2 separate regions of the Mus musculus genome follow, and region 1 is linked to region 2. Evidence: chromatin loops called from intact Hi-C (ENCODE). Cell type or tissue: gastrocnemius. All regions are shown on one strand. Links, peaks and the distances in the headings refer to the core of each region. The heading gives the core; the rest is flanking DNA.

Region 1 (15,986 bases), core at 4,324-12,323, 140 kb before region 2:
CCGTGCTTGACCTTCATGTGCCGGCTCAGGTTTCCCTTGAGGTTGAACTTGCTGGAGCAGTACGGGCACTTGAATGGCTTGCTGCCTGCGTGCAGGTGCATATGACCCAGCAGGTTGTACATGCGGTTGAAGGACTTCCCGCACACCTGGAACAGGGAGGGTACCAGAGGGCTATGAGGAACCTGACACCCCGGCCAGTCTGCCCCCACCGCACACGGCACGCTGTCCCGTCCTCTGGTCCTCTGGTCCTCTGAGACCACAGAATGAGATAAAAACATCTGCTCGCTGGGGGCCTGCGGTGGAACCTGCAGCTCACAGCGTTCACCCCTCTCCGAGTCCCCAAGAAGTACCACTTCAGCAGTTCCAAGGCTCCGCCCCTCACCGGCCCTTCGCTCCACCCCCTTAGCGGCCAGGCGGGCCACGGGAATGTCCCATACCTTGCACTTGAACGGCTTCACAGGCGAGTGCACAATCATGTGGGTCTTGAGGGTTTGCTTCTGCACGAAGGTCTTGAAGCAGATGTGGCACTGGTAGGGCCGGACGCTGGTGTGGATCAGCATGTGGCGCTTCATGTTGGCCTGCAGCGTGAACTCCCGGCCACAGACCTCACACTTGAACTCCTTCACACCCTGTGGGAGCAGAGAGACCACTCGGGGTTGGGGTGCTAACAGGTGCAGCTCTGGGAAATTCATTTTTAATAAACAAAAAACTCAATTCTTTGCCGGGCGTGGTGGCGCACGCCTTTAATCCCAGCATTCGGGAGGCAGAGGGCAGGCGGATTTCTGAGTTCGAGGCCAGCCTGGTCTACAAAGTGAGTTCCAGGACAGTCAGGGCTACACAGAGAAACCCTGTCTCCAAAAACAAACAAACAAACAACCTCGATTTTTTTGCATGTGTATGGTGTGTCTGCCATAGCACAGGTGACCATCAGAGAGCAACGTTCAGAACTTTTTTCAGGCTCTCTCCTTCAGGTTCTCGGGTTTGGTGGCAAGCACCTCTCTCTGGCAGGTCTGCTGTTCCAAGCTACCTTCCAGGATGAGGCGACAAACTGCCTACCAGGCTGGTGTGCAAGCAGATCTGATTCAAGGCCAGCACAATGTACCAATAAAAGCCAGAGTGGGCTGGAGGGAGATGGCTCAGTGGTTAATAGCACTGACTGACTGCTCTTCCAGAGGTCCTGAGTTCAATTCCCAGCAACCACATGGTGGCTCACACCATCTGTAACTTCCAGTACCAGGAGCTCTGATACCCATTCTGGCTTCCATGTGTGTGACACACACACACACACAAACAATTTTACATGTAATAATAAAATATAAAAGCTGGGTATAGGGGCACAAGCAGACAGATCTGGACACAGAGAGGGGAGAGGGAAAGCCAGGAGTCTCAGCAATAGAGCGCTTATCTACCAAAGGTCAAGTCCTGGGTTCAATCTCCAACACTCAGCAAAAGAATAAAAACCTTTGTGCACCCGAGGAAAAATAACTAACACTCAAGTATGCATAAAGTTCTGAGTTGCAGTTTGGGCGGTGGTGGCACACACCTTTAATCCTGCACTCAGGAGATGGAGGCAGAATAGATCTCCCAGCTGATTCTTATCACAGTAAACTGTCTGGTCGGGACTGCTGCCTGACTGTTTATGGCTCGGCACTCACTCAGCACAGGAATAGGGTTGCTGTGGGCACAGGTGATGCTGGGAGGGAAGGCGGGGTCACAGCTGGTCGCTCACTGTTCTGCTGAAGAGCACCTCACTGGGACAGATGCACATCTGTGGTCACAGCTGCTGTCTCAACTACTTAATATATAACATGCCTGCATTATGTGTTTTTGTGCGTGTGTACTGGTGACTGAACCCAGGGTATTTATGATACTTTAACAGGCCCCGTATCTTCTCTTAGCAGCCAGGCGCTCTTTCTTGTTATACATCCTCTTTATCCTTGTGACAGAGTGGGCCACATAACCACCAGGGGGCGCCATTCAAGAGCTGTAAGCACAGATGTGCACGGGGTACACAGGTACCTTTAGGGTCTCTTGGCACTTTAGTATGGTAGAGATCTTGAACACACAGCTACTGATCATCCCTCACTCCTAGCTTTGCAGACACTAATAATCAATTACACAGTTTTACTGATGAGCCCAGGTACAGCATCTTTTTTTTTTGGTTTTTCGAGACAGGGTTTCTCTATATAGCCCTGGCTGTCCTGGAACTCACTCTGTAGACCAGGTTGGCCTCAAACTCAGAAATCCGCCTGCCTCTGCCTCTCAAGTGCTGGGATCAAAGGCGTGCGCCACCACGCCTGGCTCATCTTAATCTTTCTTAACATTATACATTTAGCAGCCAAGACAACTGACAGGTCAGCCTTGCCAATGGTCCCTGCGCTAGCAGAAAAGTTCTGGAGAAGTCTAGGCTGGAGAAGTTTGGGATCCTGGCCTGGTAGGCTCACTGTAGTGTCTACTGTGACACTATAGGTGTCTCATAGGTCACCACTCACAGCCTTGAAAGGTTAAATTTGAAGGAATCTGTGGGTCAGCCAACTGCTAGGATGGATGGTTAGGTCTAAGAGGCTCCATTCCACCTTCCTGGGTAGAAGGGCCTCTTCGGGGAGGGAGGTGGTGATGGCTGAAAGGTGAGGGGAAGAGAACTCGTGACCTGGCACCAGGAGGAAGAGGAAGTTGGATGAAGGTTGGGTCTAGCTACCTGGTGTATGAGAACGCGGCTGCCCAAGTGTCTTCACAAAGTACTTTTGTCAGGTAAACGTTTTTCATCCGGTATACTTTTAAGATATACATATTCATTTTATGTGCATGTGTTAGCTGTGAGGATGTCTGTACATCATGTGTGTGCTGGTGCAAGCAGAGATCGTGAGAGGGTATTGGATCCCCCTGGAACTGGAGTTCTCGGAAGCTGTGAGGTGCTGTATGTGGAAGCAGAGAACCAGACCTGGGGCCACTACAAGAACAGCAAAGTGCTCTCAACCGCTGAGCCATCTCTCCAGCCCGCTTTCCTCTTTGTGTGCATGTGTGACCATGTGTGTGCAAGTGCACATATGTGCACATGTATGTGTGGAGGCCAGGTCAGCCTCAGGTGTTGTTCCTCATGGGCTGTTCCATGGGAGCCTGTGGCTCACTGATGAGGCTGGAACCCTCCCAGGACCTGCCTCCTTCCCCTGCAGTGGGATTATAAATGCATGCCAGCATGCCTAGCTGCTTACACAGGTATGGGTGACTGACCTCAGGCCCTCATGCATACATGGCCCCGTCTTTTATGGTTGTATATTGTGTGTGTGTTTTCTGTGTGTGTGTCTGTCTGTCTATCTGTCTCAAGTGGCAACTAATGGGAGTTGGCTCTCCCTCACCACATGGGTCCCAAAGAACACACTCAAGTTTCTCAGGCCTGGCAGCAAGTGCCTTTACCTGCGAAATCATCTTGCCAGCTTTCCCCAGCCCCATCTATCCCTCTCATAATCATATATGATACACCTCTCTCTGGTGTATGCTTGTGTACATGTGTGTGAGGGTGCAATTGTCCGGAGACCAGGGGCTGTCTTTCTCAATTGTTTCTCCTCCTTATTCTCCAAACCTTCCTGAACTTTGTCTTTGTCATCTGGCTAGTGAACCAACAGGAGCCACCTGTGTCCTCTCCCCATGGGGGTGGGGGTCTGCTCGCCCACACACCCATCTTTTACAGGTGAGGTGTGCTGGGAACCTGAACGCAGGTCCTCATGTTTACACAAGCACTTTACACTGGAAACCATCTCTCCCCAGGCCTCAAAAACACTCTAAAGAACATAAGCACTCACGTGGCAGGCTATAACCATCTGTGACTCCATTTCCAGGGGATCTGGGGCCCTCTTCTGGCCTCCAAGGGGACCAGGCACACACTGCAGTGCATACTCACACACATAAAATAAAAATAAATCTTAAAACAAACAAACAAACAAACAAACAAAAACTACCTGTGTACCACACCTAAAGGATCCCATCAGGGCTTTGGAGGGCATTGGAAAGAAAGTGCCATGGCGGAGGCTGGCAGCCTTACCTTGTGGGTGAGAGAGTGCTGCTTGAGGTGATGGATCTGGCTGAACTCCATGCCACACTCAGTGCACACGAAGGGCCGCACATTCTGATGCTTGAGCATGTGGTTTTGTAGCTGGCTGCGGTAGTGGAAGGACTTGTCACACTCAAGGCACTGGTAGAGGGTGGGGCCCTGGTGGGAGGCCAGGTGGCGCTTGAGCTGGGTCAGGGTGGAGAAGTCTAGGCCGCATTCGACACAGACATGGCAGCGGCCACTCTCGTGCTTCACCTCATGGGCCTTGAGCTCGCTAGGGTAGGCGAAGCCGCGGCCACAGAAGTGACAGCTGTAGGGCTTCACCTCCGAGTGCAGCAGCATGTGGCGTTTGAGGTGGCTGGTCTGAGTGAAGGCCTTGTGGCACACCTGGCACTTGTGGGGCCTCGTGCCCTGGTGTGTCAGCAGGTGCGTCTGCAGGTGGCTAGGCTGCTTGAAGAGCTTGCTGCAGTGGGGACACGAGTGTGGCTTGATGCCGTTGTGGCCCAGGATGTGCGTCACGAGGTTATACTTAGATGTGTAGGACTTCTCGCACATGCGACACTGCCAGCGTTTCTGGCGGTCACCCGCCTCCACTAGGTAGGAGTCATCGATCTGCACATTGATGTCCAGCCGGTCCAGCTGTGCCTTCTTGTGGCGCTCCACTGTGGAACCCGCCGTGTCAGCCTCGAACTCGCTGGACTCCTGCCACACGAAGCCCTGCTCTGGTTTGACGAGTTCTGTCGTCGATGTCATGTTGGGAGGCTCAGGATTGCTCAATGGGGCCAGGTGGGGCGGCTCAAAACTACATTCAGTGGGCAAAGTCTCTGGTCCAGGTAGTGCCATGCTGGGCTCGGGGAAGCCATCCCGGGCTGGATCTGGGAAAGGAGGATCGAATGGGGCCATGTCCAGCTCTGGCCTTGGAGTTCTCGGCAAGTGCCGGAGTGTCCGGGGCTTGCGGCTGAAGGCGCTGAGGTCGATCATCTTGACGGCACTGCTCTGCACCAGGGCCTCGCAGCCGCTGCTGGCCACCTCGGCTGGGGCCTCTGCAGGGCCCGGGTCTTTGTCATCACCAGGCACAGACACCTCATACACCTCCTGTTCCTCTTCCTCTTCTGCCTTCTCAAACTTGACCTTGGGTACCAGCCTCACAGGGGGCCGTGTCTTCCTCCGCGTGTGCTTCTCAAAGGCCGCCTCTACCTCCAGCACCTCCTCTTCCGGGGGCTCTTCCAGGGCTCGTCCATTACAGGCCAGCTGATAGATGTCCGGCCCTGGCGGTCCTGGCTCCCCCATGGCTGTCCCAGTCAATTCTGGCCCTAGGTCTGGATAGAAGGCCTCAGCACTTATGGTGGCTCCGAAGAGCTCATTTTCTGAGACCAGGCCCAGCACAGCCGCCTGAGCCAAGGACAGCACCACCACAGCGTCGGTCTGTGTCCCTGAGTCCATGAAGCCCTCCATCCCGTGGCGTCTGGCTACGAGGGCATTTCTGTAAGAGAAAAGGGACCGTTAATACTGCTAATCCCATGCCTAGGGGGCACCAGACTCATCAGACAAGGGTCTAGATAATTTGGGGTGTGTATGGCCTTGGCCTTGAGAACAGGATATGCTTGTAATATGAGGAGCAATGACCACCTCTATGTATCTAGCCATCTTCTCCATCTCTCTGAGAGGCTCTGGGTGAGACCCACCTCCTGCTTGCCTAAGTCTTTCTATCTGTAAAACAGGAAGGAGGGTGGATTTCATCTGTGAGTCTTTTTCTTTGAGACAGGGTCTCACTACGTAGTTGTAGGCGGTCTAGAACTCATTATCCTCTTGCCTAAGCCCCCATGCTAGAATTACAAACATGGGCCACCACATCCATCTGCCCAGGGGTTCGGTAAGTGCACAAATGCCCATGTGCAGGCCTGCGTGAAGGTCAATGTCGGGCTTTTTTAAAGATAGGGTCTCTAATTGTACCTGGATCCTCCTGACTGACTCTGCCTTCCAGCTCTGGGGTTGAGGTTTATCTGCCCGTCCCGTCCTCAGGTCTGTACAGCAAGCACTGTCCGACAGAGCTATCTCCCTAATCTACGCCCAGTGGTTCTTAAACTGGGTCTTACAGGGTCTTCACTGTGCCCTCAGAAATCTGTTTCAAAATGCGCAAATATGACTCCACTCTTTTTTCAAAAAACAAAACAAAACAGGATCTCAGAATGTAGCTGAGGCTAGCCTGGAATTTGCTATCCTACAGCCTTAGCCTCCTGAACGCTGCATTTACAGTCAGATATGTGCCTCCATGCCGGGTGATTTATGAATGAAGTTGAACAGCCTTTTATTTTTCTCTTTTGCAGAGCTGGGGATTGGACCCAGGGCTTTGAGCTAAGCAAGCACTCTTCCACTGAGCCCCAGCCCTTCTGTTTTCAAAATTAATTACTCCATTATTTTAAGAACTGATTAAAAAAAACCCACCTACTCAAAATATAACGTGCCACATTTCTAACATGCCAAGAGTCCCACTGGCGGTGCTGCCAGAGTAATTAATTTTGCACAGACCCTGGGAATGCACCGTGAGGTGTTAAACAATCATTACCATCAGTGATAGTGTGGCTGCATGAATGGGGATTTAAAAATATATAGAGAGAGTAAAAACAATAGAACATGCAAAAATAAATTAGGCTCTGAGACTGGCTTCAAACATGGGCTGCCACCGGTCAGCCCTGATGCTAAACGGTCTATCATACAAGACACTGTTTTTCCTAATTAACTAAATGCCATATGCATATATATCCAAATATACTGATAAAAAGATAGCTTTGGATGACACTGGAGCTGTGGCTTGTGAGACCACTGTCCGACGTGAGTCTGGATCCCAGGGGCTGGTGAGATGGTTCAGCCAGTAAGAGCGCTGACTGCTCTTCCGAAGGTCCTGAGTTCAAATCCCAGCAACCACATGGTGGCTCACAACCATTTGTAATGAGATCTGATGCCCTCTTCTGAAGACAGCTACAGTACACTTAAGCAGAGGTCCTAAATTCAATTCCCAACAACCACATGAAGGCTCACAACCATCTGTATAGCTACAGTGTACCCATATACATAAAATAAATTTAAAACAAACAAACAAAAAACCTGGATCCCAGGCTCATGGCTGGGTTCTCTTATCTAACAGTTTCAGATAATCAATGGACCCTGACCAGTTGTCAAATCAGCAAAAGTGTCCGCCTTTCCCCTGGCTTCCCAAGCAGTGCAAGCCCCAGCCTTGAACAAGGTGCCCTTCCCCAGCATTGCTTGGGTGCTCTGCCACCAGCTTCCTGGCCTCTGCCCACTCCCGTGCCCGTGCCAGCTTCCCCAGGACTACAGCACACCAACAGCATGCCTGTGCTGTGGGTGCCTCCTCCTGGGCTTCAGATATTCACGTCCCCACGCCCTGCCTTGGCTCAGTTCCTGACACACTCCAGAAAGAGGAAGGACACTCGTGGGGTGGCTCTGGCCTGCCTCACTCCTAGGGCCAGCGTCCGGCACATGGCCAGCGGACAGCCCTTCCTCAGGAAATCAGTCCAGGCCTGACGCTGCCCTCCCCCCAGCACAGGAGCTTCCTCTTCCTGAGGAAGCTAAAAATACCCCAGACAGGAATCCGGCCTCCTTGCAACAGACACGGAAGATTAAACTGTTAAGCTCAGAGCAGGGCTCTGGTGGAAGGGGTCACATGGGAGTCCTGCCGGGAGCGTCCGGATCCATCTGGAACTGTGCAGGTGGCTAAACTCACTTCTGCTCACCCTCGCCTCGGCCAGCTTCACTTGACTAGGGCTGCCCACTTCAGTCACTTGTAATTGGTTACTAAAAGGTCACTCCTATGCCTTAGTTTCTCCATCTGAACAAGGATGAAAGCTCACAAGGAAGGGCATGGGACCCCCAAGAACGTGCTGCAGGCAGGACAAGGATCTTAGTTAATTACAAAGCCCTGAGTGAGAGCAAAGATGGACAGAGCTTTATCATCCTAGATCCCCAGAAAGAAGACAGTCTCAGGGCTGGAAAAACTTTTCATCCTTGGGCCCCAAATTCAGCAAAGCTTTGGTGATTGCAAGGATAGCTGTCAAGAATTAAGAACTCATTAAAAAAAAAAAAATTGCGGGGCTGGTGAGATGGCTCAGTGGGTAAGAGCACCCAACTGCTCTTCCGAAGGTCCGAAGTTCAAATCCCAGCAACCACATGGTGGCTCACAACCATCTGTAACGAAATCTGACTCCGTCTTCTGGAGTGTCTGAAGACAGCGACAATGTACTTACATATAATAAATTTTTTTAAAAAATTGCTAAATCCCAGCTGGGTAGAAGGTCTAGTGCATAGGGAAGGTGAGGGACTCTGTCCCCACGGAACCCACTAGCCAGAGGTGGCTTTCCTAAATACAATGGAGAGAATGCCACGGTCTGCCACACCAGCCCGTCCCAGACACAGCACCAGACAGCAGCCCCGAGTGTATACAGTGGCTTTGAGCAAACAATACACTCAGCAAAATTTTTAGACTTCCCACAAGTCAGGACCCAGGGGGATGGCAGGGCCAGCCAATCACGGGCAGGGCCTGTGCTTGGAACTTGGCACTGGAAGCTGGGTGTGACAGCCCACGCCTGTAGTTCCAGCGCTTGGAAGGTGGACTAAGTTCAGGAGTTCAAAGTCATCCTCAGCTACATACTGAGTTTTGAGCAGATAAAACAAACAAACAAACAAACAAACAACGAGTAACAATAACAAGAATCGGGGTTGAGTGCTAAGGTCAGCGCTAAGTCTGTCCCACTGTGTCTCAGAGTTCAGTTTCTCCATTCCCACTCTTAGGGAGGCTTTCTGACTTGGAACACACAGGACAAGACAGTGTGGCTTTCCTCAGAAGCCCAGTTGCTACACCCCCCACCCTCCCATAACCCCAAGAAAATGATGCACAGGGCCTAATTCACATGCAGACAGAGGGTGACCACTGATCTCTGGCCAACCCTGCTTGAGGGGAGACCATGAGCGGGGTCTGTTTCCTGACTGCAAGAAAAGTCCTGCAATTAACTATACAAACTGGGGTCCCCTCCAGCAAGGAGCCACTCCTTCGTGTCACATACAGGATATAAACCAAGTCTATATATCCCAGGCCACCTGGGCCTAACCATCCGCCAGGAATAGGTGGTTTTGACTGTTGTCTGTTCTGGCTGGCAAAGGGCTCTTACTCAGTCAGTACTCTTTGAGGGCCAAGGGTGGGGGCCTAAGAATTGTCAATCATAGCCACAGACATGGCAGAAGCTTATCATTACTGGGGGCTCCAGGCCTCATTTAACCCTAAAGCAACCTGACTCCACAGCCAAGGAATGGTGACAGGAGTTCTTAATTAGCAGGGCAGAGCTGGGTCGCACCAGGCATCACTAGCACCCAGGGGGACTCCAATTCCAAAGCTGCCAAATCTGGAGGCCACATCATAGCATAGTGCAGGAGCTGCCCAAGGGTACCTGGGGCCAGCAGAAGCCTGCAACCCGGTGGCAGGGGCTGAGCCCTGTGTATTTGTGGTCTGGTCTCTTGGGGTAGCTATGTAGGCTGTGCATGCGTGAGTATGTATTGTGTCTGCCCAAGTGTGTGTTATGTGTGTGCAGAAGGGGCTCTGTTGACAGAGAGAAGGACAGATTCTAAGTGACTTGCCACTCTGCCTCTCTGTCTGATGTACAGAGATAAGTATGGGGGAGGTGGCCTCTAGTACAGTGTCCTTTTCATCCTTTTGGACCAGTCTTTTGGCTTACTTGTCCCTGAGTCCCCTGGCTCCTCCTCATGGGCTACAGCCCTTCTGTCTGATGCCCTGGCCCTGACTGCTCAAGGCAGAAGAGTCCACAGGGGACTGCATCACTTGTGGCACAGGGGTGCTGCAGGGCCCCAGGGGCCCCCTATGGCACCTGCCTTCTCAAGGCAAGGCCTTTCTTTATCACTTGTGCTGTGGACCCAACCAAAACCTGAAGGTGTCCAAGAGAAAGAAAGGAGCTTGAAGGGCCCCGTGCTCTTCCAAACTGTGTGGCTAATGATGGGGCATCCATTAGTGTGGTACCTCTGCAAAGCTCCTCCCACTTCTCATCCTGCCTCTCCTCTCCCCAGGGTGTGGAGAAAGTAAATGTTAAAGGCAAGGATAAAGAGTAGCTGCCAGAGTGCTGTAATGCAGGGAGTGGGCTAAGGGAAAGAAGAAAGGGAGAGGGAAGAGGGAGGGAGGAGGGGGAGGGGAGGGGAGGGAGGGGGTAGAAGAGGAGTGAGAGCGAGGGGGAGGGAGAGAAAGAGAAAGAAGCTGTGGAGGACAAGAAACAAAGGCCCAGAGGGGGAGGGGACCCAGGGAGACACAGAAGCCCAGGGCTGCCCTATTTCCCAGGGCTCAGCATCACCTCTGGGCCAGAGGGTCAGGCCTGATCCTGGGGAGGGAGCAAAGTCTCCCCTTTGAGACCCAGCAGTAGGCTTCTCCATCCCAAAAAGGGCCCCAGGCTTTTCACTGTTACTCCAAAAATGCTTTGTCTCCGTCCTACAGCTCCAGAGGGCTGACACAAGCTCAGGGACCATGGGCAAGTCACCTGATACCCGATACTTTGGGGTCTCACTGACCCCACTATAAAACAGACAAGAAGGCCTGCTTGGAATCTCAGGGTTATTATGAAAACCTACAGCCCATATCCTATGTGCCTGCCACATCTTATCTGCCTGCCACACAGGGTCCCCTCATTACAGAGCCTTCCCTTATTACAGTTCCTGTCTTCAACGGAGACCCCCCCCCCCCCTTACCCCTGCTTAAGGATAAGAAGGCTTGGCCAGGAGGTAGTTTCCCAAGCCTTTAATCCCAGCACTCTGAGTTCAAGACCAGCCTAGTCACACAGTGATTACCAAACAAACAAACAAACAAACAAAAAAACCAACCAAAGTCAGGGGTGCTCTGCAGGCCTCTTGTGCCCACTAACTACAAGCGACTTAACCTGGTGACTATTTTCCTGAGGGCTCAAGAGGACTCAGTCCCCGGTGCTACCTGAGCAGTAACCAGGGCTGATACCAGGAGGCCCAGTTTGCACTTGGGCTCCTTCTTCTTGGCCGTGAGTCAAGAGGCTACTCAGGCTTGGGCTCCACTTCTCCAGTGGAACCAACTGAACTGACACACATGTACCAAGCACCTCCCGACTGCTGCCAGTGTAGACAGCAGGTGGGGCCTGAGATCTGTGAGGGCAGGAGGGGCAGCCTCTTGTGGGAGGGACAGGCTCTCAGGGAACAAGAGGGAGGAGTCAGGGTTTGGCAGTTCAGACCTCCAAAATATGGCTCTGGCGTCAGCTGTGATACTGGGAGGAGAGGCAGGCCCCAGGGTGGGGCAGTCCAGGTAGCCTGAAAGAGAAGCAAGTTCCTGGCACACAGCTGAAGAAACACTCCTGGGGATTCACCTGGTAGCAAAACCTCCCCCTTGGCTTCCTCCTGTTGTTCACACAGCAGACCCAAAGGTAAGGTGATCCTATCTATCCTCCTCAGAGAAGAGGAAGTGAAAGCCCAAAGCTTGTGCAAACCCTCGGTTCCTTGCCACAGTCTCGCTTCTGTCAGCCATGGGCCACCCACAGCATGGAGGCCCAGCGGAAACTTAGCTACTGTAGTCTCTCCTCCCCAGCTTCCCCTTTCCAGAGGTTCAGCTCCACAAGTTAGACGGGAGCTGGGCCAGAGTACATAAAGGTCTGATATATATTAGCCCCTGCTCTGTCTGGACAATGTCTTACCAAGACTGGTCTCGAACTTGTGGACTCAAGGGATCATCCCACCTTATCCTCCTGAGCACAAACCTCTCATGAGGAGCTCCTATCTCCCTCGACAACCACCATATCCCTACTCACTCAGCCCTACTGAGTGCTAGGATTACAGGTTTGTACCACACACAACACCCGGCCCTGTGCACCACCACCACCACCACCACCACCTCCTCCTCTTCCTCCTCCTCTTAAATAAGGCCATTGGGACCATAAAAGGAGGAGCCATGGGTAGCAGGTCTCCAGCCTGGATGCCCACTATGGCCTGGGTATGGCCTAGATGCCTCAGCCTGCTGCCCAAGGCTGGCCTTAGTTCTCCTGCCGGCCCTCAGCCCCTCTCCCGCTTGATGGTTCCTGACAGGGGCCTCTGCCCATACTAACTTCTCTGTCAGGATGGAGCGTTACCCAGACGTCAAGAAAGAATGAATGGGGGCTGGCGATGGCTCAGCGGGTAACAGTAGCAGCTGCTCTTCCAAGGACCCTTCATTCCCAACACCTCAAGATGGCTCGCAACTGTCTGTAACTTCAGTTCCAGGGGATCCAAGGCATTGAGAGAGAGAGAGAGAGAGAGAGAGAGAGAAGCTAAGGACCCCTTGATGCTCAGCAATACATGGCTCTGCTCTCAAGTCACTAGAACCCTGGAAACTACAGGCTGTCTTCCACCAGACAGCACACAGCCCCAGTGAACAGAGGACCTTTTTCTTTACCGCAAATGCTGGACATGCACCTCACCATAGCCTTTGGTAGAGATCCTTTCTTTGAACCATTTTGCCTGGTTTTAGGGTCTTCACTGCAGGGTGGAATTTTGGGGTCCCTAAGGCCCCTGCGCCACACTACAAGAACTGATCTGGGGTTTAAGTCCTAGTACACTTTTCTCCCACATACTAAACATAACTCTCCTGCCCCAGGATTGTGGGCAGGGCATTGCTGTCCACCCTGGAGGGTTGTAAGGGCAGTAGACAGAGCAAGGGTCTCACCAGTCAACCGTCTTGTGGAGTGTTTGGAACCTAAGAAGTCTGCCAAGACAGCTGTTCCTTGCCCTCAAATGCTAAACTAGAGGGGTTGGGGGTAGGGCAGGGTTGGCCCTGATCTGGAGCCCAGTCACTTTCCATTGCGTCTGCAATCAATGGGCCCGTGAGCCCGTCTGGACTGCTGTGCCTGTGAGGCCCTTCACCGTGCACGGCTCCCCTTCTCTGTCTCAGATCCTTGCCTGCAAGTGACTTTTGCACATGCCAAGAACACTCTTTCTCGTTCCTCAACCTTTTGCGTTTAGTTCATGCATCGCATCTGCAGGAAATCTTCCTTGTGCTGCCCCACCTGCCGAGGTCCCACCCTCTAAGTCCTCAGCAAGTCCAAGTTTAATCCTTTTCTGAGACATTTCCCAGCCAGGTGTGGTGCTACAAACATGGCACTGGGAGCTGGAGGGCAGCACTTGGGTTCCACTGCGACTCCAGGTACACATTGAAACTATGTCTCAAACAACAAACAAAACAACCCAAACCCTTCTTCCTTCTTGGACTTTATCATAATTTTTAAGAACTTGTTATTGATCTTTTTATCAGGACAAATACTGGCTTTGTATCTGAGATCTGTTAGATGCCAATTTCCAGGTGTGGATACCTGGCCCGTGTGGCTACCCCAGCAGCACCTTGTGAGAACAGAGGCTCAAGGAAGAAGAGGCGGCTGTGGAGCAGAGCTCAGAAAGTGGCCACATAGACAACCCCAGCCTAGCCGCCCTTTCCCTGAGTGGCAGGACCAGCTCCTCTTCCCTGGGGAAGGGACAGCAGGCGTCCTGTATCTGGAAGGCTTCTTGTCGTTTCTCTAATTCTAGAAGCAAAAGAGCACACCTATGGTCTCCTCAACAAGGATGCTGTCTGTGCTGGCCCCCAAGACTCCCAGCTTAATAATGTAACAGGGAAAAACAAAACTTTGGTTCACAAGTGCAAGGGGCAAAGAAAAGAACCACAGATGACTCTGGCTGGCTTTGAACTTTGTCGGGCCCTTGGATGAGTACATGTGAGCTTCTCTGGGAGTGGGGGAACAGCATTTCCAACCTACAGATTCAGAATCTAAGGCAGTCCCTGTGGGCAGGGTGAAGCAGGCTCCCCAGAGTTTCCCCACTCAAGTCCAGACAGGACAGATTTCAGGGTCACATTTCCCCTCCTTTGCTAGCCTACCGGGACCTCTCATGGCTTCCCTTCCTCTTCATCTAGCCTCCTGTCCTGCCCCTCCTCTGCAGAGTCCCTGCCTTCTCCATCCTGTCTTCTCCTCCCTCCATTCCTCCCCTCTTCTGTTTCCATGGCAACCCCATCCTCCGCTCCGCTCTGCCACTCGGTCTTGCGTTCCCATCTCATCTCTTTCTCCTCTTTCATCTCTCCCACCATCGCAGGGTAGAGTCCAGCTCTCCCCCATGTCCATTGCTTCTGGCCTGCTCCCATTTGCTCTCTTTTATCTCTCCCCATGTTCTCTTGTCATCTCAGAGTGACCTCTATTTATCTCTTGCTTAAAAATAAAAACAAGAAAAGAAAGGGAAAAAGAAACTCTAGTCCATTTGGCTCTCTGGTTCGGTCCCAGCCACCTTTCCCTTGAGCCAAAGGTCAAGGCCCCAGGACTGCAAGGAGGAAAGGAGCCCCCCAAGGGAACTTCTCTGCCTGCCTTGAGAATTCTCCTTTGGTTTCAGCAGTGGAAAGAAGAAAGCACACAGTTGGGGGTGGGGCTTGCTGGAAGAGGCCCCCTAGAGTAGCCTGAAGTACCCTGGAGACAGAGCAAGGCCCAGAATCCCCCATGATGCTGCCCAAGGTAGGAATTCACTGTTCTCAGGGAAGCCCTAGCCCAATCATCCAACAGCCCTGAGGGCCTGTCCCCAGCGCACTCTGACTTAAGAACTGGGTCCTCAATGGTCTCAGCGCTCTTCCCTACAAACAGGTGACAAAGAGGTGGAAATCACCAATTCTTCAAGATCCACTTGTTTTAGGGATGTGGCCTAGTAGTGGAGCGCTGGCCTGGCATGCGAGACGCCTTGGGTTCTTTTCCTGGGAGGAAGGCAGGGTCAAGGGCTTCTTCCCAGGGTCCTTCCAGCTCCCACAGACCGAGCTGGGGTTTTCCTTACAGATAGACAAACTGAGGGCACACAGGCTTGGGCCTATTAACTAGACCCCGTTCCCTGCACTCTAGGACACAGCAGCCCCAGCCTAGCCTCCTCCAGGACACTGCACTGCTGTGTTTAATCTACAGTGATCAGAAGCAAGTCCAGGAACAGATTTACCACAGAAAAGCAAGCAAGCCGATTATGCCGCCGGCCCCAGGGTCTCAGAGCGACACAGCATAGAGAGGTCAGTAGACATGGTATCAAGCCCCCTGGAGCTGGGCGTGGTGGCACAGGCCTTTAATCCCAGCACTCAGAAGGCAGAGGCAGGCGGATTTCTGAGTTCGAGGCCACCCCGGTCTACAGAGTGAGTTCCAGGACAGCCAGGGCTATACAGAGAAACCCTGTCTTGAACACCCCCCCCCCCCAAAAAGTCCCCTGGTGTCGTGGAGTAGAATGAAGGGGCCCAAAGGCTATGAGAGACCTGGCAGTAGCTGAGGAACACTGTGTGGTGGGGAGGTGGCAGGGATTTCAGCCTCTGGTTCCTGGGCTCCCAAGTGTTCTGTCCTGCCAGTGTAGCTGACAAGGTTCTCTCCAGGATGCCACAAGTGACAGGGGCCCAGAGGAAGCCAGGGCCTCCCTCTGCAGGTAAACAGGAGAGCTGAGCTGTGCATCTTCTGGCAAGAGGCTCAAGCTCCTGTGGGTGAGTCCTCGTCTGTAACCAGGATGGTGCCAGGGAAGGAAGCTACCACAGACAGAGGCCAGATGTTTACCTTCTGAGATCATGGATGTAGAGAATGGGACTCTGGTGACAAAACCCCTTCTACAAGCGGGCATTGTGGTGCACACCTGCCATCCCAGCACTCCTGGGAAGTTGGAGCAAGAGGACCACTTGCTGCAAGCTCAAGGCTAGCCTGAGCTACAAGTTCCAGGCAGCCAGGGCTCTGCAACAAGACCTGGTCTCCAAAAAAAACCCAAAAGTCAGGATAGGAAAGGAAAGGAAAAGCAAAAAGAGAAGAAAGAGACCTGGGAAGAGCTGGCCTCCCTGGAGGGAGGGAGGGAGGGAGGGAGGGAGGGAGGGAGGGAGGGAGGGAGGGAGGGA
Region 2 (15,986 bases), core at 3,699-11,698:
ATATAATGTGGGAGGAATTCTGGGCATGGTGGCACATATTAATCCCAGATCTTGGGAGGCAGAAGCTGGTGGATCTCTGTGAGTTCAAGGCCATCCTGGACTACAGAGTGAGTTCCAGGCTAGCCAGAGCTACACAGTGAGATCCTGTTTCAAAAAGAAAAAGAAGTGATGACTGAGAAAGTATCTTAGTTGACAGAGTGCTTGCTTAGCATACGTGAAGTGCTGGGCTCCATCTTCAAGGCCTCATTAATTAGGCTTTGTGGTGTAGGACTGCATCCCTAACACAGGAGAAGAGAGAATTATCAATGAAGTGCTTTGAAAGGTGTGGCTTGCATAGACTCCTGTGTTTGATGCTTGGGAGGGGCACTATTAGGAGGTGTGGCCTTTTTGAAAAAAGTGTGTCACTGTGGGGCTGGATTTGAAGTTTCCTATACTCAAGCTGTGCCTAGTGTGGATTTTAGCCTCCTCTGGCTGCCTTAGATAAAGATATAGAACTTTCCCCTCCTCTAGAACCATGTCTGCCTGAATATTGCTATGTTCCCTCCTACCCCCTTCCCCCATGCCCCATTAGGACTAAACCTCTGAAACTGTAAGGCAGCCCCAATTAAATGCTTGCCTTTATAAGAGTTGCCTTGGCCATGGTGTCTCTTCACAGCAGTAAAATCCTAACTAAGACAATCAGAAATTAAAGTCATCTTCAGCTACATAATGAGTTTGAAGCTAATATCTGGGACCTGCTCTTATGAAAGAAAGAGTTTCAACTTCATTCATAGTTAAAGATGCACAGACTAGGGGTTGGAGAGATACCTCAGCAGATAACAGCACTTATTGTATAAGCAAGAGGACTTGAGTTCAAATCCCAAGCACCCATGTAAAAAGTTGGGTGTGGCAGTATGTAACTCTCTCTCTCTCCCCTCTCTTTTTCTCTCTCTCTCTCTCTCTGTGTATGTGTGTGTATGTGTACTTGTGTGTACATGTGTGTGAATGTGATCATTGGGGCTCACTTGCTGGGTACTAGCTTGGCCCCAGGCTTAGCAAGAGACTGTCTCAAGGCTCAAGGGAATAAAGCAGAGAGAACGACACAGCAGAACACTTGATGTTGTTATTTGGCCTCCTACAGAGGGATATTCATAAGAGCATACAATGGTGTACACACACACACACACACACACACACACACACACACAGAGCACAAATTGAGGGGACATGTATAATCACTGTATATGGGAAGTTGAGACAGGGGATTTCTACAAATTCAAGGCTAGCCTCTGCTATGTAGTTAAGTATAAAAACAACCAAGAAAGCTAGATCCCATCTAAACACAACACAACATAACACAACAACAAATCAAAAAGCAGAAGACAAAACAATACAAACAAACATAAAATAAGGGCTAAGAATCTGACTTAGTGGTAGAGCCCCTCCTGGCAGGTCTGAAGGTCTGGGTTTGATCTTCAGTGCTCCATCAAGCAGGAATGCCAACATATTCCTGGACATTAAGTGCTGAGGAGGTAGAGGCAGGAGGATCAGAAGTTCAAGGTCATGCTCAACTCTACAGAGTTTGAGGCCAGAGAGGGCTAGAAGCTTGGTCTTGAAAAGGCCAAACAACTAACAAAGCAAACCTCCTTTGGAGAGATGGTTCAGTGGTTAGTGCACTGCTCTTGCAGAAAACTGAAGTTTGGTTCCCAGCATCCATATCAGGTGGCTCAGAGTGGCCTGAATCTTCAGAGAATCTGATGCTGTCTTCTGGCCTCTGAGAGTGCCTGTACACACACACACACACACACACACACACACACACACACACACACACAGAGTTAAAGTTAAAATCTTTTTTAGCCGGGAGTGGTGGCACATGCCTTTAATCCCAGCACTCGAGAGGCAGAGGCAGGTGGATTTCTGAGTTCGAGGCCAGCCTGGTCTACAAAGTGAATTCCAGGACAGCCAGGGCTATACAGAGAAACCCTGTCTTGAAAAAACAAACAAACAAACCCAAAAAAATCTTTTTGTTGTTGTTTAGAAAAGCTATTCATGTTTAAACTATTAGACTCTTCTCTCAACACATGTGCTTTCTTCTGAATTCTTTTGCATTTATTTTCTTTCTTTAAGGGGGTCCCATTGCTCTGATACTCACTGGACTGACTGATGAAGAATTAAATCCAGCTCCATTTGCTGGTTTGCTTCCATGAGCCCTCTGTGACTGGTGTGTGTGTGTGTGTGTGTGTGTGTGTGTGTGTGTGTGTGAGGGAGAGACAGAGAGAGAGAGAGAGACAGAGAGAGAGAGAGACAGAGAGAGAGACAGAGAGAGAGACAGAGAGAGATGGCTGGCATTGCAGGTCTCCATAACTCCAGCTCCAGGGAATTAGAACCCCCTTTTGGCCTCTGTTGGCACTGTCCACACTCACAGATAAACACATTACACATAACTGAAAATTAGAATATTTTTAGCATATTGATTTTTATCTACATGTATGAGTCTGTGTGAGTAAAAACCACCTGTGTGCAGGTATCAGGGCCAGAAGAGGGAATCAGATTCTGTGGAGCCAGAGTTACAGGTAGTTATGAGCTGCCCTACATGGGTTCTGGGAACTGAACTCTGGTCCTCTGGAATAGTAGCAAGGGCTTAACACTCAACTATTTTGCCAGCCCCATAGCGTCTCCTTTTAGTGGCACATCAGTTTTATCCCCTTAGCTATAAAGATTTTGGTTGTTTTGTTCTCTCCCCTCTCCCCTTCCCCTCTTCCCACTCCCCTCCCCCACCCCCCATCTCTCTCATGCACAGTATCCCATGAATCCCAAGCTGGCTTTTAACTCACTATTGAGTTCAAAGTTCAAAACTAGTTGGGGATGACTTTCAAGTCTTGCTGGGCTCACAAAGTACACCATCTTGCCTGGCTATGTTTTCCAGTGTACCTAGCTGCCTATGACATCCTTACAGCCATAGGTGATTCTGTCTGCCTAGCCCAGCAGGCGTCAAGCTCTGCTAGGGCTTGGCATCCTGGTCCAGATGCCTCATTCCATGACAGCAAATATCCTCATCCGCCACAAAGGCTATCTCAGAGAGATATGACAGACTTTAAGGCTTCTAGATCCTCCTGAATGAGGCCGGTGGGGGAGACCTCTTAGGTCTTACAGAGTAAATCCACTGTAGCACTCATCAGAACCACTTCCCCAAGATGGTGTCAGAGAAACTCTGAAAGTTCACACTGGTCTTCACATTCTAGGATTTGGGCTTGGCCACCCAATGCCTCCAGCCCCCGTGTCAGTGGGAGGTGGAGAGTAGGGGGGTAGAGCTGCCCTTTATCATACTCTCGAGTGTGATAGTTCTAGAAAGGCTGCTCCTTTGGCAGCTTTGTGTCCCTTACCACCAGATGCTGACCTGACTCTCCTCAAGGCTTCCAGACACCAACACTGGCTGTTAGCTACACTGCGAATGTCACTTTCTTCTTCCTTTTCTTCTTCTTTTCTCTCCCCATTCCCAAGGTTCTATATTGATACTAAAAGCTGGTTTATGAGCTAGCAATGTAGCTCAAGTGGTAGATAAAGTGCCTGTAGAGCAGGCACCAAGTGCTGGGGGTTCACCTTCAATCCTAGCATTTGGAAGGCAAATTCAGGTAGATCTCTGTGAGTTCGAGGCCAGCCTAGTCTATATAGAGCAAGTACCAGGACAGCCAGGGCTAGCTACACAGAGAAACTCTGTCCTGGAAAACAAAACAAAACAAAATAAAATAAAAAACCCACAACAACAACAACAACAACAAAGATATATCTCTGGCTGGCATGGTACTCACCATTATGTCAGGCTGATCTTGAGCTCAGGGCAATCCTCCTGCCTCAGGCTTCTAAGTGCTGAGATTATGGGTGTTGGGGAGCACACTTGGCCTTTAGTTATTATTTTAGAGACAGTATTGTAAAACCATTTTCTCTGATTCATATTTTCCCTCTGGAACAAGAAGACAGCTCCTGACAGACAAGAAGCTAATGAAATTTATAAGGCTCAGGAAGCCAGGAAAGTTACAGGTTTCCCAAGGCTCCTTTGCAAGTGTATCTAATCAGTAAGCAATTGCTAAGGGAGAGGAGACTCTCTGGTGGAGCTGACTGCAAACTGGACAGGACACTCCAGGGACACAGTGTCACCCATGCTGGAGTGGGCTTTTCAGAGATGCAGTTATTTTGAGTCATCCACACTCCTATAAGCAATTCCAATACATTCACAGATTCACCAAGTTAGGCTTGGACAGAATCTTTTTTTGGCCTGACATTGGTGTCTCTCTAGGAAAAAGTCACACAGTACAGGGTCTCATCATATTGCTCAGGCTGACCTTAAGCTCCTGGCCTCAACCAATCTTCCTGCCTGGCTCAGTCAATGTTGTATTGCTGTGAAGAGACACCATGACCTCGGCAATTCTTATAAAAGAAAAGGATTTCATTGGGTCTGGCTTAGAGTTCAGAGGTTCAGTCCATTATCATCATGGTGGGGAACTTGGTGGCACACAGGTGTACATGGTGGCTGAGAGTTCCACATCTGGATCTATAGGCAGCAGGAAGAGAGTAGGCCACAGGGGCCTGGCTTGAGCTTCTGAAGCCTCAAAGTCCACCCCCAGTGACACACTTTCCTCTGTAAGGCCACACCTCCTCCATCCTCCAAGGAGGCTACAGTCCTAATCCTTTCAAAAAATGTCACTCCCTATGAGCCTATGGGGGTCATCTTCTTTTTTTTTTTTCTTTTCTTTTCTTTTTGTTTTTGTTTTTTGTTTTTTTATTATTTTTGAGACAGGGTCTCTCTGTGTAGTCCTGACTGTCCTGGAACTCACTTTGTAGACCAGGCTGGCCTCGAACTCAGAAATCTGCCTGCCTCTGCCTCCCGAGTGCTGGGATTAAAGGTGTGTACCACCACTGCCTGGAGGGGGTCATTTTCATTCCAACCATCTCACTGCCTGAGCCTCTTCAGTAGCTGGGTTGTATGCTTAGCTAAAGCCTTAGACATTTTGATGCCATTTCATACCAAGGGCTATTACTCACCACGAGGACTATTGTTCCTGATAGCATCAGAACAGGAAGCAATCCAGTTCTATATCCTCTTCTGAGGGTTTCCTTCCAGGGACCATCTCAAGAGAAAAGTGTGGTGCAACGGCCACAGGTTGAGATGGGCTTCATTGTTTTTTTGTGAAATCAATTTGTCACTGTAGAGAGTGGGACGGGCCTGGAGGAACCTGAGGCTGAGAGACATCGAAGTGACATTAAGCGTTGCCTGATCCAAGGCATATGATAGATTTTCTTTCCAGAGCAGGCTTTCCCATTTGCATTTATTGATGGCCCGTTGATGGATGGGTCTGGCCCTCCTTCTGGCATCTTATTTCATGTTAGGTTCGCTCTCCCTCTCCAGTGCGTCCTTTGTTTTCTCTCCGATGCTCCGGGGTGTGCATGTGTGTTTTCTTCAGTCTATTTCACTGCACTGGTGGCAATTTAGCACGCTACTTCTTCTGGAACCACCAGACACACCGTCAGTATGAGACCTGTCAGATATGCTAAGCTGTGACCCGACGCATGAATGTGCTCCTGTATGTTCGTCTCCAAATAGACCTTGACAAAGTCTATTTTCTTCAGGGAAGGCATGGGGGGTGGGGGGGGGGAGGAGTCCATATTGGTGTGTTGTAATTACATGCATTGCTTTAGAAAAAAAAAAACACTCCTGAGAGAATTTCAATTTTTGACGAGGGTTAATGCAAAACAAATCTTTCATTCATGATTTTACCTGCCTGCTGACTAGAAGAAATTTCTACACATGAGCTACCTTTTTATTTTTGTAAGTTAAAAAAAAAGATTTGTTCGTTTTTACATGTATGTCTGTGCACCATATACATGCCTTGTACCCATAGAGGTCAGAAAAGAGAGTCAGGTCCCTGGAATTGAAATTAGAGATGGCTGTGAGCTTCAGTGTGAGTTCTGGGGATCAAACCTGGGCCGTCTGGATGAACAGCCAGTGCTTGGAGTCACTGAGCCATCTCTTCAGTTCCTGTTGTCCTTTCTTAAAATATGACCTCACTCTGTAGCCCAGGCTATCCAGAGGCTCGCTAGGTACCCCAGGCTGGCTTTGAAACTGTAGTAATGCCCTGGCCTCAGCCTTCTAAGTCTGGAATCACAGGCATGTGCCACCACACCCTGCTCACCTTTCACCTTTCTCCTTTCTTACACTGTTCTTTGTCAGTTCCTCACAGAGGCTCAGTACCAGAATTGGAGGACATTTCTCTGCTATGATCTTTTTCTTTTTCCTTGTGATCTCTGCTTTGCTCCTTGGTGTCATTTGCTTTGTGTCCTGCAGCAGATAAATGGGCACAAGTACAGGAGGTGACTGATGACAGCTTTGGTAGACAAGAATAGAGAGAGCCCATGCTGTCAGCTCCATCGACCCTCGTCAGACTCACCTGGTCTCACTCTCTCATCACCTGGAAAGGTGATGGGCAGAAGAAGAATCCTGGCTGAAAAAGAAATAATGGTCTTTATTTTAAAATGTGACAAACTGCCCGGCCTGGTGGCACACACTTTTAATCCCAACACTCGAGGGGCAGAGGAAGGTGAATCTCTATGAGTTCCAGGCCAGCCTGGTCTACATAGTAAGTTCCAGGCTGGCCAAGGCTATTTAGTGAGACCTTGTCTCCAAACAAAAGACAACAACAAGAACAGCAAAACCAACCAACCAACCAATCAAAAAACAAAACAAACAAACAAACAAACAAAACCTAGAAACCACCATCAACACAAACAAATAACTCCCCCACCCCCACCCCATACATGACTAGTGGCTGAGGAAGTGAATTTTAATGTGCAAATTTACTTTTATTATTGTTTGGGAATTTTGAGGCAGACTCTCACAATGTAGCCCTGCTAGCCTGGTACCCACTATATAGTTCAAGCTTGTAAGCACTGGGATTACAGGCGTGGAGCCCTGTGACCAGCAAAGGAGAAGCCCTTTTTCTATATTATTTAGATTCTATCATCTATGGTTTAGACTGGGTATGCAGCTCCCTGGTTGAACACTTGTCTGGTGTTCACAAACACCCTGGGTTCTATTTTCGGCACTGTTAAAATACAATTTAAGTAGCTACGTATAGCGTCCACAGAGGGCATTGCACATTTAGAGCCTGTGCGAAGGGGCAGTGACCCAGGAAAGGGACAGAAGAGGAAGGAGGCAGAGGAGTCAGGTGCCTATGAGCCTAGGACTTGCCAGAGGACACAGAGGACAGTCCTCCCCAGAGGATTGTTGTCCTTCTTTCTGGGAATTACAGAGCTGCCTGACAGGTCCAACATAGGCTGGGGTTGACTAGTCACAGACATCCTGTCTAGGGTCTGTTACATTTTTAGGGATCCACAAAACTATATTTTTGGAGCTGAGGATGTGGCTTGAGAAGACTGTTTGCCTAACGTTCATAAAGTCCTGGATTGAACCCCCAGTACCAAATAATCCAGGTGCAGTGGGTGGCCCACACCTGTAATCCTGGTTCTTGGGGAAGTATTGTAAGGAGAAAGGGGTTTGAAGTTATCCTTGGCTACATAGCGAGTTCAAAGCCAGCCTGAGATACATAAAATAATGTCTTAAAAATATTTATATTTTGTTAAAAGAGGAAGGACCCTTAAAAATAAAGTGTCTGAGACCATTCTGTGGTGATACTATGTGGGAGAGAGAGCTCCTTCCAAAGCTAACAACTCACCCTGGACTCTCGGGTATCTTCATTGTGGCTGAGGCAGGGGCACACCTGGCACAACAGAATGTGGCCACCTGCGCCAGAATTTGGCACAAAGGAGCCAATAAAACAAGACGATTTCCCAATGATTTCCGGGTCGGAGGAGATTCCCGGGTGCAGGCTGAGAATAAAAGGCTTGCAGACACTCTGGAGCAAAGGGCACTGTGGGGCTAGAGAAGCGATCGATCCATCCGAATCCTTGAGAAGTGTGAGACAAAGTAATGAATGCTATGTCCACGAGACTAGGAGAGGGAGAGTTCTATCTTTACAAACCATTAGACACGTTTCTTTCTATTTTTGCTGAGCAAGAAGCGTAGGCTCATTAAAGGTTGAGGAACTTGCTGGGATTGCAGAGATTGAGGTTTCCCTTGCTGCAGATCTGACCTATCCCTACTCCGTCACACATTCTGGGAACTCCCCTAAGCCATTGCGGAACCACGGGGAGGTCCAAAAGGGCAGAGTCCATGGAGACCGCTCTGTGGTTCCTCGTTGCTGTCCCGTCTTCTCCCTTCCTGCTCCCTGAGAAAATGTCCTACCAGAACAGATCCCAAGAAAGATCTACTTTCCTAAGCTTCAAGGCCGCTTTTTTGTATATTGATGTGTTTTGAGACAGAATCTCTGTATAGTACAGATGGGGACCGAACTCTCGATCTTTCTGTCTTAGTCTATAAGGACATGAAGGACAGTGGTCATTCCAAAAGCCCCCTGTTACTGCACGAGGTCTGGCTGTCAGGAATGAGGCTCGGCCCCTTTAAGTCCCAACTGGGAACGCCTCGGACTAGCTTCCCGGATCTGTTAACCCGGGAAGCTGGTGCTGCAGCGACCTCCAAGCTCCTGTCCCCGAGGTGCCCCGCCCTACGCGCCGGTTGCTTCCTGGAGCCACAGGGCCTCGGCGTGGGGAAAATGAGCCGCATCTACCAGGATAGCGCCCTCCGCAACAAGGCCGTGCAGAGCGCGCGCCTGCCGGGAACCTGGGACCCTGCCACCCACCAAGGGTAGGATGTGCTCTGTCCATCCGGTTGCTGGCCAGAGATGGGTTGCACTTTCTTCCGCGGCTGACCAGGGGTGGGTTGTACTCTGTCCACCGGGCCAGGGACTCCGCTACTGGCCAGAGGTGGGCTGTGCTTCCCTCCCCTTCCCACATTGTTAGCCAGATGTGGACTGGGCAAGGGAACTGCCAGGATTGGCTGAGTCGGGGCCCTGGCCCCTACTATGGCCAGCCGTAGTGGCCTGGGAGCATCCCTGGGGCCTGGGCTCCCTGGAGCATCCCTGAGGCCTCTGTCGAACTCAAGATCTGAGTCCTGCTCAAAGATTGATGGGGGTTGGGGGTGTAGGGGACACTGGGGAGAGAAACTGGGGTTGCCAAAACCACCCCAGGCATCCAGCTGGCTCTTCCCAAGGTCCCTGGCCAACACACGCTGGGAAGACAGATAAACTTGAAATTCCCGCCTGCAAGAATATCCACTGGAGGGATGCCCAGACTCCCAAATGGAACTACAGAGGCGGTGCTGGGGTTCCCACTGACCTCCGTCTTTTCCCCACACCAGGGCTCTAAACTCTAGCCATCTGTCACACTGCATCACTGGTGACCAGTTTGTGGTGTGGCAGGAACAATAGAGGGAGGGTGGGAATATCCGGAGGGTAATAAGCAGGATGGACAATTTCATTTACAGTCAGAAACAACAAGAATTATTCTACATGAAAGAAGCCAGGCCCAGAAAACCAAAATATCGCGTCATCTAGGAAGTGGAATCTAAAGTCCAACTCATAAGGTCTCCAGTGGAGCAGGTTCAGTCAAAGGGGGAATAAGTTCTGAGGATATAATGTATACATAAATTTGGTGGTGTGAGTCATTATGCAATGTGTACATATCAAGTTTTCTTGATAAATGCCTTCGATATAACCTGTCTTTGTCAGTTAAATATTTTTGGAAATAATTTAAGAGTAATTAGAGGCAAGGAATCCTGACCCAGCCCTCTTCCACAGTCTGTCTTCTTAGACCCACCCTTTTCCCCAGGTTAATGGTTTCAAAGTGGAAAGTCCCCAGGTCCCCAGGTCCCAGGTTCCCCTTTTATAGAATGATAAGGAGCCAGTTCTGGTTCTGGTTCCACTCTGTGTGGGATGCCGTGATTTTGGGCTAATTCCCACATCTCAGAGTCTCTAATTTCCAGCTGTCTGGTGACAATAGCCATCTCCTTGATGACCATGTAGGTATGAATGGGAACAGGAGCATGGAGGTTCTTTAAAGTGGGCAAAGCCACGTCTCACCAGAGGACCTGGGTTCCATTCTTGGCACCCGCAGCAGGGGACTCAAAACTGCTTGTAAGTCCAGCTGTTGGGGATTTGGTTCCTTCTCTGGACTCCACAGGCACCAGTACACACCAGTATACATGCTTATACTCACACAGTCACACATACTTCCACATAAATAAAAAATAATAAAAGCACCCAGGTGTGGTGGCTCACAACCTTAATCCCAGTACTTGGAAGGCAGAGGCAGGTTGGTCTCTGAGTTCAAAGCAGTTTGGTTTACTTAGTGAGTTCCAGGACAGCTAGAGATACATAGGGAAATCTTGTCTTTAAAAAAAGGGGGAGAGGGGCGCTGGAGAGATGGCTCAGCAGTTAAGAGCACTGACTGCTCTTCTGAAGGTCCTGAGTTCAAATCCCAGCAACCATATGGTGGCTCACAACCACCTGTGATGAGATCTGATGCCCTCTTCTGGAATGTCTGAAGACAGCAACAGTGTACTTATATATAATAAATAAATAAATCTTAAAAAAAGGGGGGGGGGAATGAAAAAGGAAACCTGATTTATTGTACCAAAGACACTTGCTCAGGTTGGGGTCTGGGAATTACCACTCAAACCATACATACACCAACCTTAGTTAAGCAAGAACAGTTTATTGAACACCCATCATAATACTGGACGTCCAGGTCCACAGGAAGGAAAAACCTACCAGTCTGTCCTCAGGGCAGGCTTTTTATAGGAAAAAACAGGTTCAAAAGTTTTAAGGCAAGCCGGGCAGTGGTGGCGCATGCCTTTAATCCCAGCACTCAGGAGGCAGAGGCAGGAGGATTTTTGAGTTTGAGGTCATCCTGGTCTACAGAGTGAGTTCCAGGACAGCCAGGACTACACAGTCTAGAAACCCTGTCTCGAAAAACAAACAAACAAACAAACAAACAAACAAACAAAAGTTTGAAGGCAAGCAGTGAAGTGGTACAACATTTTTTTTTTTTTTTTTTTAGACAGGGTTTCTCTGTGTAGCCCTGGCTGTCCTGGAACTCACTTTGTAGACCAGGCTGGTCTCGAACTCAGAAATTCGCCTGCCTCTGTCTCCCGAGTGCTGGGATTAAAGGTGTGCGCCACCACTGCCCGGCATGGTACAACATTTTTGGCTAACATGACAAACTATTATCAGTCAGCCTTTAAGCTGATTGGTCCTGAGTGAGGTGAGAGGGTGGTGGACAGGTGGTGAACAGGGGAATTTCAGAACATTGAGATAACAGAGGACAAATGATTCAGCCTGAACTTTTTGGCTTATTAGTAACATTCTTTAGTGTCAGCTATGGATAATTACTTCTGAGAAATAAGAGTCTAGGAATCTGAACTTAATTTCACCTTAAGAGCAAAACGGAGACTGAATACAAAATGGTTATAGTTATGTTAAAAGGAACAGGCCTCAACACTCCCAAATTTGCTTAACTAAAAGTGTAGGACCATTTATTTATTTACAGCATTTTTGCTATGTATTAAAGGCTTGGCTTGAACTCACAGTGTCACCCAGGCTAGGCTTGAGCTCAGAGCAATCCTCCTTTCCTAGTGCAGGGGTTACAGATGTGCGTTGTCAAACCCAGCTGTAAAAAAATGCTTTACGTTTAGTCAGTGCTTCATAGTTTACACTTACCTTTGCGTTCATGACCTCAGGCTAGCCCAGCACCAGAGGAACACAGCGAGGCAGCTGTTTGCTCCTCCTTTGTGGGTGAGAATCCTGAGGGGTTGGTCATAATGATTTCTGAGGTATCTGTGGTGGTAGGGAGGCATCTCTTGGCCTTGGCATAGAACCTTCTCTTGGGAAGGTTCTTTGAAGCAATAGAGGAATGATGGTGGAAGCAGAGTGTGGTTCCTTTTTCCAGGCCTTCTCAGAGACAGGTGACAAGGAGACAGGGGTAAGACTTGTTTCTGTCTCAGCGCAGATTCTCACCCAGGCCGTTGAATCCGAGGGTGGCTTTCTTGAGGACTCACAATGAGCATCCTTTCTCATCCCCAGGGGAAATGGCATCTTGCTGGAGGGGGAGCTCGTGGATGTATCTCGGCACAGCATCTTGGATGCCCATGGCAGGAAGGTGAGGCCGTATCCTGGTTGGCCCTCCCAGGGTCTCCTCCCTCACCCACATGATATCTCCTTGTGCTGGGTTAAGATCCGTTACTGAGGTCACAGAACAGATTGCTACAGCCAAGCAGGACTGGTAAAAGGGGGACTTACAGAGCCTTGCAGTGGGTAGCAGACAGATGAGAGGGACTACATGGTTCTTGCAAGAAGAACCTCTGCTACGACTGAAAAGACAGACAGGCCCCCAAACCCAGTCTAGCCTGAATATACAGAGCTCATGTTGACATCCGGGGTAGCCGCTCCTGTACAACCTTCTGTCTGTGCTTCACAGCCTCTTCAGGATGTGTTCCTAGCCCACACAGTCCAGGTGTCCATGGGCACTCACAGCGGTCAACCTGTACCAGCCCACATCCCTTCTGGGTCCTTTCAGACAGCCTCTTCTAGCGCTGACCACACTGTCTCCTGGGTCCTTGGTCTCTAAATCTCAGCTTAGCATCAGGCCCTCCCAAGGTGGGCTGAGGCCGGATTCTTCATTCAGCCTTGTCCGTCTGTCTGTCTATGTATCTATGTATCTATGTATCTATGTATCTATCTATGTATCTATCTATGTATCTATCTATGTATCTATCTATGTATCTATCTATCTATCTATCTATCTATCTATCTATCTATCTATCTATGTATCTATCTATCTATCTATCTATCTATCTATCTATCTATCTATCTATCTATCTATCTATGTATGTATCTATCTATCTATGTATCTATGTATCTATGTATCTATCTATCTATGTATCTATCTATCTATCTATCTATCTATCTATCTATCTATCTATCTATCTATCTATCTATCTATGTATGTATCTATCTATCTATCTATCTATCTATCTATCTATCTATCTATCTATGTATCTATCTATCTATGTATCTATGTATCTATCTATGTATCTATCTATCTATGTATCTATCTATCTATCTATCTATCTATCTATCTATCTATGTATCTATCTATCTATGTATCTATGTATCTATGTATCTATGTATCTATGTATCTATGTATCTATCTATCTATGTATCTATCTATCTATCTATCTATCTATCTATCTATCTATCTATCCATCCATCTATCTGTCTGTCTATCTATCTATGTATCTATATATGTATCTATCTATGTATCTATCTATCTGAGATCTGAGACAGGGGTTTCTCTATGTAGCCCTGGCTGTCCTGGAACACCACTTCTAGAGCAGGCTGGCCTTGACCTTAAGAGCTCCTCCTCCCTCTGCTGGGATTATAGGTGTGCACCATCATGCTTCAGTATATGCATTTGTGTTATACTCCATGAGAGTAGTCATGCTACTGGCTGGTCGTTTTCATGCCCAGAGATCTTGCCACAACTCTCTGCTCTTTAGATTGCAAGTTGTAGGGGGACACAGCGATCTGGAGTCTCCACCCAGCCTGCCCAGGAGAGCTGTACCAAGCTGGTCTGCCTCAGCTGGCCTGGTGCAGGCAGGTGTTCACCTAGACCCTTTCCAAATGTGTCTCTTGTGCCCTTAACTCTCAACGATACATACGGCAGAAGCCATGTCCTCTTCCATTTTGTCACTGGTTCCTTGTAATGTCCCTGAAAGGACATGTCATGCTATTCCAAGAAAGGTGAAACTGAGGCATACAGAGCTTGGAGTGATTTGCCCACTGCTGTGTCTGTGGGAGTAGCAAGGTGACTGCCCTCCTTGAGGTCATGGCCTTTCTGAGGCTTGCTGGCAACTTCAATCCTGCCTTGTGGCCTGTAGGGACCTTGGTACTTGGATTAAAGTCACAGGCCATTGGCTGTGTGGAAGCCTTGGAGTCGGGCCTTTTGTTGTCCTGCTATGGCTTTTGTAGCATGCTCTATGTGACTCTAGTAAGTATAAAGATGGGTAAAATGAACAAGTATTTAAACGAGGCATCTGTCCAGCCTATGCAGCAGGGTAGCGCCAGGGATGGGATTCTGGAGCCGAGGGTGAGATGGGCAGAGGCTGCAGGGAGAGCCTGGGCTATGTGTTTTGGGTATGCTGGGATTTGGGTAGGGAGTGAAGGAGTCCCCTCACCCTTTCTTTGCCTCATCCAGGAGCGCTACTATGTGCTGTATATCCAGCCCAGCTGTATCCACAGGCGTAAGTTTGACCCCAAGGGAAATGAAATTGAGCCCAACTTCAGTGCCACCAGGAAGGTGAACACAGGCTTCCTCATGTCATCTTACAGTAGGTATCCTGGGCTCTTCCTTTTCTAACAGCCTTCCAAGAGGCTGTTAGACTGACTTGTTTGTCTCCTGAGGTCCTTGACAGTGGATTCTTAGCATAACTTGGCTTTGACGATGTTTCTGGCTTGAGCATCCCTTGTTGGATTTCTTCCCTCGAGGCCCTCAGAATTCCCCAGTGTCCCATCTTAGCCCTGGGAGCCAGGCTGGCATTCCTCCTTTTTTTTTTTTTTTTTTTTTTTTGGTTTTTCGAGACAGGGTTTCTCTGTATAGCCCTGGCTGTCCTGGAACTCACTCTGTAGACCAGGCTGCAGGCTGGCATTCCTAATGGCTTCCATCTCCTGAAGTCTGGCAGAATCATTCCCAGGCTTGGCTTCCGGCTCCGACTATCACTGTGCGGGGAGCAGGCCAGGTCCCAGCAGTCTCTCTCGGTTCTCCTACTGGATGTTTGCTTTTTGGCTCTCAGTCTATCTGTGAAGCATATTAGTTACTTTTCTTGTTGCTACGACAAAATGCCTGACAAACCAACTTTAAAGAAGAAAGGGTTTATGTGACTTCCACAGCAGGAAGTCAGACAAGCCCTGGGAACACTGTGCTGGGCGCAGTGGTATTCATGTAAGCTTTCAGCAACCTTATGGATGGCTATGTCTTGGTAAGCCCCACCACCTGCAGGCTTACCACTTGACTTCCTCCCTGAGCTCCTGGGAGTTGCCAGGGCTAGCCTGGAGTAGGCCAGTAGAGGGTGCTGACCACAGGCTGGCTGCTGGATCTAGAACAGAGTCTCAGTGGGAAGGCAGTGGGTGTTTGAATGCTGCCCCAGCTAAGTCTTGGTTTCTCTCACCACTGAAATGGGAATAACGAAAGCAGAGACCCCTGCTGAGAGTGGCTGGAAGCCAGACACTGTGCTAAATGCTCAGCTTGCTTTTTCTCTTCTTTTCTTTTTCTTTTTTTCATCTGTATTGCACACCATTTTTATCCTCATTCTCCAAGGACAAAGAGAAAGATCTCTTGTCCTAGATTGTGCCAGAATCTAGATTTACTCCAGGTAGCCTGGTTCCAGAGTCCAGGCAATGACGCCTCTGCTGTGGGATTCTCTGATGAGCCCTAGCAAGACAGATGTCCTCACCAGCTCCTGAAGATCCTCAGAGAATGTTTCTCCTCCGGGAACACTAACCCTCCTGCACCATATGCTCTACAGAGGTGGAGGCCAAGGGCGACACAGACCGGCTCACCCTGGAGGCGCTGAAGAGCCTGGTAAACAAGCCCCAGCTGCTGGAATTGACAGAGAGCCTCACCCCAGACCAGGCGGTGGCATTCTGGATGCCTGAGTCAGAGATGGAGGTCATGGAACTCGAACTGGGGACTGGAGTGCGATTAAAAACTCGGGGTGATGGTCCCTTCATAGGTGAGCAGTATGACTCGCTTTGCCTGTTCCAATAGCCTCTGGGGCCCCTGGCCACCTTTCAGAGGCTCCCCTTCTTTTGCTTAGAGTAATGGGAGAAGGCCAGGTGGGGTCTCCCATGGGACATGACCTGTGATTTTGAGATTTACTCCCAAATCTGTGGCCAACTGCTCTGGGGCAGTTGGATATAGATCCACTATATCCCAGGGTATCATCTAACTCCTTACTTCCTGTGGCTGACCCTTACTCTCTAATGGTGTGGGAGTCCCAC

Evidence for each region. A loop is a pair of places that touch in the nucleus more often than their neighbours do. Peaks named below come from ENCODE experiments on the same cell type or tissue, not always from the same donor. Only the 100,000 strongest peaks of a DNase experiment are listed, where the experiment ranks them.
Region 1: it touches region 2 in a loop (3-fold over the local background); 11 of 42 quality-filtered maps call a loop at or near these places.

What each region holds. Positions count from the first base shown.
Region 1 is chr7:80,070,594-80,086,579 of GRCm38, reverse strand. It overlaps Zfp710 (zinc finger protein 710), which reads right to left. Exons shown (of 5, transcript NM_175433.5): 2 at 4,040-5,531; 3 at 438-629; 4 at 1-146. The coding sequence starts at 5,503. Gm21057 (predicted gene, 21057) reads left to right here and starts at 11,323. Exons shown (of 3, transcript NR_045695.1): 1 at 11,323-11,505. In gastrocnemius, for the core only: CTCF peaks have their summits at 7,409 (motif pointing left) and 11,209; DNase peaks (open chromatin) are centred at 4,593, 7,555, 8,591 and 11,190; H3K4me3 peaks cover 1,742 bases; H3K27ac peaks cover 6,259 bases.
Region 2 is chr7:79,927,904-79,943,889 of GRCm38, reverse strand. Arpin (actin-related protein 2/3 complex inhibitor) reads left to right here and starts at 8,626. Exons shown (of 6, transcript NM_027420.4): 1 at 8,626-8,737; 2 at 12,012-12,087; 3 at 14,185-14,317; 4 at 15,512-15,718. The coding sequence starts at 8,646. Gm31966 (a long non-coding RNA gene) reads right to left here and starts at 8,451. Exons shown (of 3, transcript XR_391645.4): 1 at 7,710-8,451; 2 at 6,426-6,479; 3 at 4,876-6,316. In gastrocnemius, for the core only: CTCF peaks have their summits at 8,467 and 8,670; DNase peaks (open chromatin) are centred at 7,803, 8,695 and 9,164; H3K4me3 peaks cover 2,157 bases; H3K27ac peaks cover 2,083 bases.